Linked DNA regions of Homo sapiens: region 1 is linked to region 2. The links are chromatin loops, found by intact Hi-C in ENCODE. Cell type or tissue: HCT116. All regions are shown on one strand. Region 1 overlaps LOC105372462 (a long non-coding RNA gene). Region 2 overlaps EPS8L1 (EPS8 signaling adaptor L1).

The links. Peaks named below come from ENCODE experiments on the same cell type or tissue, not always from the same donor. Only the 100,000 strongest peaks of a DNase experiment are listed, where the experiment ranks them.
Region 1: a loop joins it to region 2, with 16 times the contacts of the local background. A loop is called at or near these places in 5 of 110 quality-filtered maps.

Annotation. Positions count from the first base shown.
Region 1 is chr19:55,416,530-55,420,529 of GRCh38, forward strand. All of the region lies in intron 2 of LOC105372462 (a long non-coding RNA gene), which reads left to right. Among named protein-coding and RNA genes, the nearest start is that of UBE2S, 11 kb to the left of the region's middle. RefSeq lists enhancers at 1,898-2,027, 2,583-3,152 and a silencer at 3,489-3,689. In HCT116, a CTCF peak has its summit at 1,819 (motif pointing left); a DNase peak (open chromatin) is centred at 1,832.
Region 2 is chr19:55,086,834-55,090,833 of GRCh38, forward strand. EPS8L1 (EPS8 signaling adaptor L1) reads left to right here. Exons shown (of 20, transcript NM_133180.3): 18 at 1-55; 19 at 470-602; 20 at 695-1,090. The coding sequence ends at 781. Among named protein-coding and RNA genes, the nearest start is that of EPS8L1, 13 kb to the left of the region's middle. RefSeq lists an enhancer at 1,768-2,062. In HCT116, a CTCF peak has its summit at 1,915 (motif pointing right); no DNase peak of the experiment used is centred here; H3K27ac peaks cover 1,005 bases.

The DNA.
Region 1 (4,000 bases), 330 kb after region 2:
TGGTAGTATTAAAAGATATTGGCAATGCACAGTGGCTCATGCCTGCAGTCCTAGCACTTTGGGAGGCTAAGGCAGGAGGATCACTTGAGCTCAAGAGTTTGAGATCAGCCTGGGCAACATAGTGGGACCCTGTCTCTACAAAAAAATTAAAAATTAGCCAGGAGTGGTGGCACATGCCTATAGTCCTAGCTACTTAGGAGGGTTGAGGCAGAAGGATTGCTTGAGCCCAGGAGGTTGAGGCTGCAGTGAGCCATGATCACGCCATGGCACTCCAGCCTGGGTAGCATAGTGAGACCCTGTCTGAAAAATAGAATAAAGATATTAATTGCTGTAAATATTAGTGTAGGCTAAGGAGGTTCAGGAATGTTGTGAGGGGGACAGTTTTTTTTTTTTTTTTTTTTGACGGAGTCTTGCTCTGTTGCCCAGGCTGGAGTGCAGTGGCGCCATCTCGGCTCACTGCAACCTCTGCTTCCCAGGCAGAGATTCTCCCAGGAGAATCAAGCAGTTCTCCTGTCTCAGCCTCCCAAGTAGCTGGGACTACAGGTGCGCACCACCATGCCCAGCTAATTTCTGTATTTTTAGTAGAGATGGGGTTTTACTATGTTGGCCAGGCTGGTCTTGACCTCCTGACCTCGAGATCCTCCCACCTCGGCCTCCCAAAGTGCTGGGATTACAGGCGTGAGCCACCATACCTGGTGTGGGGGTAGAGTTTTCTTTTTTTGAGACAGAGTCTCACCCTGTTGCCCAGGCTGGGGTGCAATGGCGTGATCTCGGCTCACTGCAACCTCTGCCTCCCAGGTTCAAGCAGTTCTCCTGCCTCAGCCTCCCAAGTAGCTGGGATTACAGGTGTACGCCACCACACCTGGCTAATTTTTTGTGTGGTTAGTAGAGACGGGCTTTCACCATCTTGTCCAGGCTGGTCTCGAACTCCTGACCTCGTGATCCGCCTGCCTTGGCCTCCCAAAGTACTGGGATTACAGGTGTGAGCCACTGCGCCTGGCCAAGGGGGACAGTTTTAAATATGGTAGAACTAATTGAGAAGGTAACATCTGAATAAAGATTCAAATGAAGCGGCCGGGCACAGTGGCTCATGCCTGTAAACCCAGATCCCAGCACTTTGGGGAGCTGAAGTGGGTGGATCACTTGAAGTCAGGAGTTTGAGACCAGCCTGGCCAACATGGTGAAACCTCGTCTTTAATAAAAATACAAAAATCAGTAGGGTGTGGTGATTCGTGCCTGTAGTCCCAGCTACTTGGGAGGCTGAGGCAGGAGAATCACTTGAACCCAGGAAGCGGAGGTGGAGGTGGTGGTGAGCCGAGATCATGACACTGCACTTTAGCCTGGGTGACAGAGCGAGACTTTGTTTAAAAAAAAAAAAAAATTAAAGGAAGTAAGAGAGCAAGTTTTGTGGGAATCCAGAGAAAAGCCATTCCAGGCAGAGGAAACTGCCAGTGTCAAAGTCCCCTCACAGGAGTGAGCCTGACGATGAGCAGTCTTCAAAAGATTCCACATCATGGGCAAGTCAAGGTGTCCCATCTTTTATTTGCATCTCCTTTCTTCCCAGTGAGGTTGAGCATCCTTTCCTGAGTTTCTGTGTCTGCTAGTCTGTGGTTGGTAGCAGGTTCTCTGCTCCTTAGTTCCTGAGTACTTCTGAGCAGACACTTGTGACCTTCCCAGCTTGAGGGGTCTGCACACGCTGGGGTAGGTAATTGACAAAAACTACTTTCCTCTGTGCCTCTGGAGCTGAACTTGGAACTCTCCTGGGTGGGAGAGGCCCTGATCAATGCAAAAATAGGCCCTTAAGTGGATCGGGTGCTCCCTCTAGTGACAGACACAGCAGTAATTAAATGCATTACCCGGGGCCAATCCTGCTTCGCAAATCCCTGAGCACAAGGCAGAGACTTCTTGAGTGCACTAGGAATTTCTTGTAATGACTGTACAACCAACACTGGTGACGCACACCAAGCTTAAACAGAAAAATGCCCAGTGCTGGGGAGGGTGGGAGCACACGGACATTTTCACATACATGGACTTGGCACAGGCCCTCTGAGTCGTAGTTGGCATTGTCTAGCAAAAGTCTTCAAAATACACCTGCCACTCATCTCCTGAGAGCTCATCCTAAAGAAAATGGAGGGAGTGGCCGGGCGCGGTGGCTCACACCTGTAATCCCAGCACTGTGGGAGGCCAAGGCGGGTTGAGGGAGTGGCCAGGCGCGGTGGCTCACACCTGTAATCTCAGCACTTCGGGAGGCCAAGGTGGATTGAGGGAGTGGCCAGGCGCGGTGGCTCACACCTGTAATCCCAGCACTTCGGGAGGCCAAGGCGGGCAGATCACAAGGTCAGGGGATTGAGAGCAGCCTGGCCAACATGGCGAAACCCTGTCTCTACCAAAAGTACAAAAATTAGCTGGATGTGGTGGCAGTGCCTGTAGTCCCAGCTACTTGGGAGGCTGAGGCAGGAGAATCGCTTGAACCAGGGAGTCGGAGGTTGCAGTGAGCCAAGATTGCACCACTGCACTCCAGCCTGGGCGACAGAGCAAGACTCCATCTCAAAAAAAAAAAAAAAAAGAAAAAAGAAAAAAGAAAAAATTAAAGGAATGCACCAAGTGTTGTGCAAAAAGATGTTCCTCAAGTATTGTTTAGAGTAGTAAAAACTAGGGAAAACCCAAACATCTATTGGTAGTGATGGCAGGGGCTGCTGCTATCATGCTGGCTGCAGCAGGGAGGTGCAGCTGGGGCTGCACGTTTCATGGAGCCGGGGGAGCCCCGCCCCTTCTGAGTTGGGGCAGAGCTCCCCAGGTGTCACTGCAGTCACCCAAACTGTGGCTGTGGATCTGAGCCTCCCTGTGCTCTTGGGGGTGAGGGGGGTGGTGCCAGGAACGGGCAGGATCTGTCCTCCTGGGTGCAGCTGCAGCCACCAGACCCGGTACTGCAAATCTGGGCCTCCAGCTCCACAGAGCAGGCAGGAGCTGGGACAAGTGGGAGCCCTGCCCCTTCTGAATTGGTGGGGTGGGAGCTTCTGGGTGCAGTGGCAACTGCCCTCCCAGGCATGGGACTCAAGAGTCTCTGCAGCCTGCACCCTTGGGGGCCCCAGGAAGGGCCCCCCATCCCTTCAGTCTCAGGGGTGCCTGTTCCCACTGCCTGGCTTCTCACCGCTCCTGGCTCCTGCTCCCATCTCAGATCAGTGGTTAGGGCAGAGCCCCGGGGCTGTGAATGGCAGTAGGAGGCCTGGGCAGAAGGGGGCAGTCCTAAGGAGGGCCTGAAGGCTGGGGGCTGGGCTATCAGTCCTGAGGACCAGAGTGGGGACACGCGGTGCCTCTTCTGGGCTGCCCATGGCTACCCATGGACCAATCAGCATGGACTTCCTTCCCTCTGAGGCCCATAAAAGCTCTGGGCTCAGCCAGAGCAGGGCAGGGGACAGCCAGAGAAGGAAGAGGGAGGAGAGAGGATTGGACTACCAGTGGCAGAGAAGAGCTACCTGCAGACTACCTGCTGGCAGAGAGGAGCCACCCCCACCAGGGCCTCCTCTCTGCTAAGAATTGCAGACATTAGGATGACCAGTTGTAGGGAGGAGCTACCCTCTCCAGAACCTCCTGTCTGCTGATAACTGAACACTCAACAGATGACCTGCCTACAGAGAGGAGCTACCCACTGTGGGTCCTCTGAGCGGTTGTAACACTAAATCAAGCTCATCCTTGTCTTCTTCACCCTTCACTTGTCTGCGTACCTCATTCTTCCTGGACTCAGGACAAGAACTCAGGCAAAGGCATCATTGGCAACAGAGGTTTCCAGCGGGGAAGAAAATCTACACCCCAAAGATCCTGTAGCAGTAGGAACTGGGAAAAAATTATGCTGCATCCATACAACAGAATATGCTATAGCCACTGAAAATGAGGGAGGTTTTGTTGTTTTTTGAATCACTGGTGTCTCGAAGAATCTGATGAAAGTACTGGATCCATTTCCCTGAAAAAAGCAAGTACAAATGCTAACGAATACATGTGA
Region 2 (4,000 bases):
GCTCGGACGCCTCCGAGGTCCGCGCCTGGCTGCAGGCCAAGGGCTTTAGCTCCGGGTGAGTGGGGCCGGGGCCCTCTCGGCGCGGGTTGATACGGACGCTGGGAGCGGAGCGTTCCGATCGGCCGGGAGTCGGGGGGCGGCAGTCGTGGAGACCACAGGGAGCCGGGATTAGCCCGAAGTGAGGGTCTGTCTGGTAGCAACACCCAATGGCAGGCTGTGATTGCCATGTTTTTTCAGACTCCGACTGGATTCCTTAGGGAAATCCCGTACCCTTTGAAAGCAGGATGCGGCCACGCCCCCCGGGTGGCAACATTGTGATTGGTGGGTGGGGTTCAGGAGGTGTCGGGCCTGCCCCCGCTAGAGCTAGAATGCTGTTCTGATTGGACCATCGCCGGGTGGGCGTGACATGATTGTCCGGGCTGGGGCATCCGCCGACCGGCCTGACCGCGCCCGGGCTGCCCTCGCTCAGGACCGTGGACGCGCTGGGTGTGCTGACCGGGGCGCAGCTTTTCTCGCTGCAGAAGGAGGAGCTGCGGGCGGTGAGCCCCGAGGAGGGGGCACGTGTGTACAGCCAGGTCACCGTGCAGCGCTCGCTGCTGGAGGTGAGCCGGACCGCTGGTCCCTGGGTCTGGGTAGGGTTGGGATGACGAGGGCTCGGACGCCAGGACAAAGCGATTTCCACCCCGCCCTCCAGGACAAAGAGAAAGTGTCAGAGCTGGAGGCAGTGATGGAGAAGCAAAAGAAGAAGGTGGAAGGCGAGGTGGAAATGGAGGTCATTTGACCTGCCAGGCGCCCTTCGCAAAGAGTGACGAGGCCCCGTGGGAGAACGGACTCCTCAGACTCTCCCCAATAGCGGAAGTCGATCTTCTGAAGGATGGCCAATCTGCTCCGGCCCTGGTCTTCCCCCATCCCGGTGGACAGACTTAACGATCCTTGCTGCAGTCCCTCCGGAGAGGATCTGGACTGGCTGGGAGTGGGGAGGGCGTGGAGACAGTCTACGGAAAGCGCTAGCAGACCCCCGAGAGGGTGCAGTGGAGCCCTGAGCATTGTAATATGCGGCCCAGCCTATAAACAGCCTCCGTGCTTAGCAGATGGTGTGCCAACTGCTGTCCTCTACCCGGCTACCAGGGGGCTCAGAAACCTGCCCCTCGACCCAGTCACAGCCTCATGGAACCTGGAAAATGTTCCACCCTCTTTGGTTTCTCTCTGAACCCTCCTTTCCATCCCCAGGGTCCCAAACCAGGCTCCCTCCTGACCTCCTAGCCAGCCTAGTCCAGCTTGCCCCACCTTCACGTTTCCCTGGCTCGCGGCTGCTGGGCATGAGGCTTTGTGTCTCCCTTCCCGCCTCACCAACGTTCTCACTTCATTCCTTCCTGCGTCCTGGCCCTGCCCTTCTCCAAACGCTCCCAAGCGTTCAACCTCTGAGGTTTGCACCTGCTGTCTCTGCTGGCTGAAACGGCCATTCCCTGCCTGGCGAACTCCTGTTCAGCCTCCCTGGCCCAGCTCAAACACTCACTGTGGGGAAGCCTGCCCTCATCCCCGAAGCTAGTTTCCCAGCATCCACTTCTCCATTTTGTCCCCCACCTCCTGCCACGGCCCTACCAGGTAGAACTGGCTGCCTCCCAAGCATGCCACAGCTTTCTGGCCACTCTTTGTTCTGGGAGATGGCAGCCAACTGAAAACTTCCTAATCCCTCAAGAACTAGCTCCTTCTCCCTCTGGCAAGCCCTGTAACTTTCTTTTCCCCATTATCCAGGTGGCTGGTAAGGTCTGCTTTTCTCTGGATCCCACTGTTTTCCAGACTGGATATTCTCTGCCTTTGGGAAGAATGGCCCTTTCTCTTTCTCCCCTGGCTCTGCCTTCCCCAGATTACTGAGGGCCTCTGGGCCTCTGGGCCTCAAGCCTCTCCCGGAGTTGTTCCAACCTGGGCCACCAGATGGCGCCCTCCAAGATGGGAAAGGATCAGAGAGACGCCCCCCCACCCCCACCCCGCCCCCCGCCCTTGGGGCAGGCAGGAGTTCTCAGTCCCCACTTTGCCACCTCCTGCCTGGTTCCTTCTGGTTCCTTCCTTCCTCTTTGGATCTCCAAGAGTCCTTCTCCTATCTGCCCCGTCCCTAGATCCTATTCACATACTTCCCTTGGCTCCCTATGGCTCACCGGATAAAACCAGGCCCCAGCTTGGCAGTCACAGGTTGCCCACTCGGCTCACCAGCTTCTCCGACCACGGGGCTCAGCTTCCCTCCTCCTGCTGCCAAGCTTGGTTCATGTGGTTGCTTCTGCCCAGAATACTCTCAGCCCCTCTACCACTTGCCCGGGGCCCCACCCCTCATTCTTAGTAGGGGAATAGGAAAGGTAGGCAATTCCCCCAAACCTCTTTGCTCCATTCCCGCACCCGCCCCCCGCCCCCCAATAAGCCCCCGTGGCTCTCGCCACCTAGGCTGCAAACTGAAATGCCTGCAGGAACCCGACAAGAGACCCAAGTGAGCCAGCCGGGCCTCAGCCCTACCCCCGTCACAGGCCAGCTTGTTTGAACATCCTGGCAGCTGTATCTTCCAATATTCTCAGAACCTGACCATCTCTCACCATCTTCACTCCCATCACCCCAGCCAGAGCCACCCTCTCTCTTGCTTGGATTTCACCAGTAGACCCTTAGCTGGTCCCCCCAATCCTCACCACCAACCCCCAGCCTGTTCTCCATGCCAGAGGGACCTGTTAAAACCTAAGTCAGGCCATGGCCATGCTCCAAAAGACACCCAGAGCTCCAATCTCACAGCTCAAGCCCTTCCCAGGGCCAAGTCTCCACACAGCCACCGTGACCTCTCTAGCTTCATTCCCTGCTTTCTCCAGCTCCTCAGCTTCCTGCAGCACACCAGGTGCCCTACCCCAGGGCCTCCACACACACAGCTCCCATCATCCCTCAAATACCTACACAGCTCCCTCCCCAGGGTCTCCACACACAGAGCTCCCATCATCCAGAGCACCCTTCCCTCAAATACCTACACAGCTCCCTCTCCACCACCTTCAACCATCTGCCTGCACCAGCTTTTCCCTGAGGCCTGCCTAGACCACTCTATTCAAAACACATGTGCACACACGTGCACCCACCTTCCCAACCCCTTTCTTTTCTCCAGAGCGCCGCCACCTTGAAATACATTTATTTTAACATCGGATGCCCCCCTCCTAAAAGTATTGGATCTTTGTTTTGTTCAGTAATGATCAGTCACACTGTACTCACTCAGTCCTGTTCTTCCTGTTGGTGTTATACTAATTGTTGAATGAATGCCTCATCTCAGAAGATGGCTCCTACTCAGCTCTAGTCAACGGTGGCTATGCAGGACTGAAAAGTTCATATTGTCACAGATTCCTGTTCTTTCAAAAGAAGGCAAAATTCTTTTTGTTTTTTGTTTGTTTGTTTGTTTTTGAGATGGAGTCTCGCTCTGCTGCCCAGGCTGGAGTGCAGTGACTCGATCTTGGCTCACTGCAACCTCTGCCTCCCAGGTTCAAGCGATTCTCCTGCCTCAGCCTCCCAAGTAGAGTAGATGCGATTACAGGCACCTACCACCACGCCTGCTAATTTTTGCATTTTTAGTAAAGAAGGGGTTTCACCATGTTGGCCAGGCTGGTCTCGAACTCCTGACCTCAAATGATCTGCCCGCCTCGGCCTCCCAAAGTGCTGGGATTACAGGCGTGAGCCACCACACCCGGCCAAAATTCCAGATTTTTACACACAAATTTCTCCAAATGTTAAATGTTGGCAATTGACTAAATTTGTTTCAAAGACACTGATGGCAAAACCCAAACTCCCCAGCTCCACATCCTTGGCCCCAGAGGTCTTGCCCGCTGATCCCTCCTGCCCCATCAGCTTCCCCTCAGCCCCCCGCCTGCGATCACGCGGGCTCCGTCTTGGAGCCTTCGCTCCCGCTGGGGGCTCATCCTGAAGCTCCTTCACCACACAGGTGAGTAAGCACCAGCCCATCCCCCGGCACCCACCCAAGTGGCCC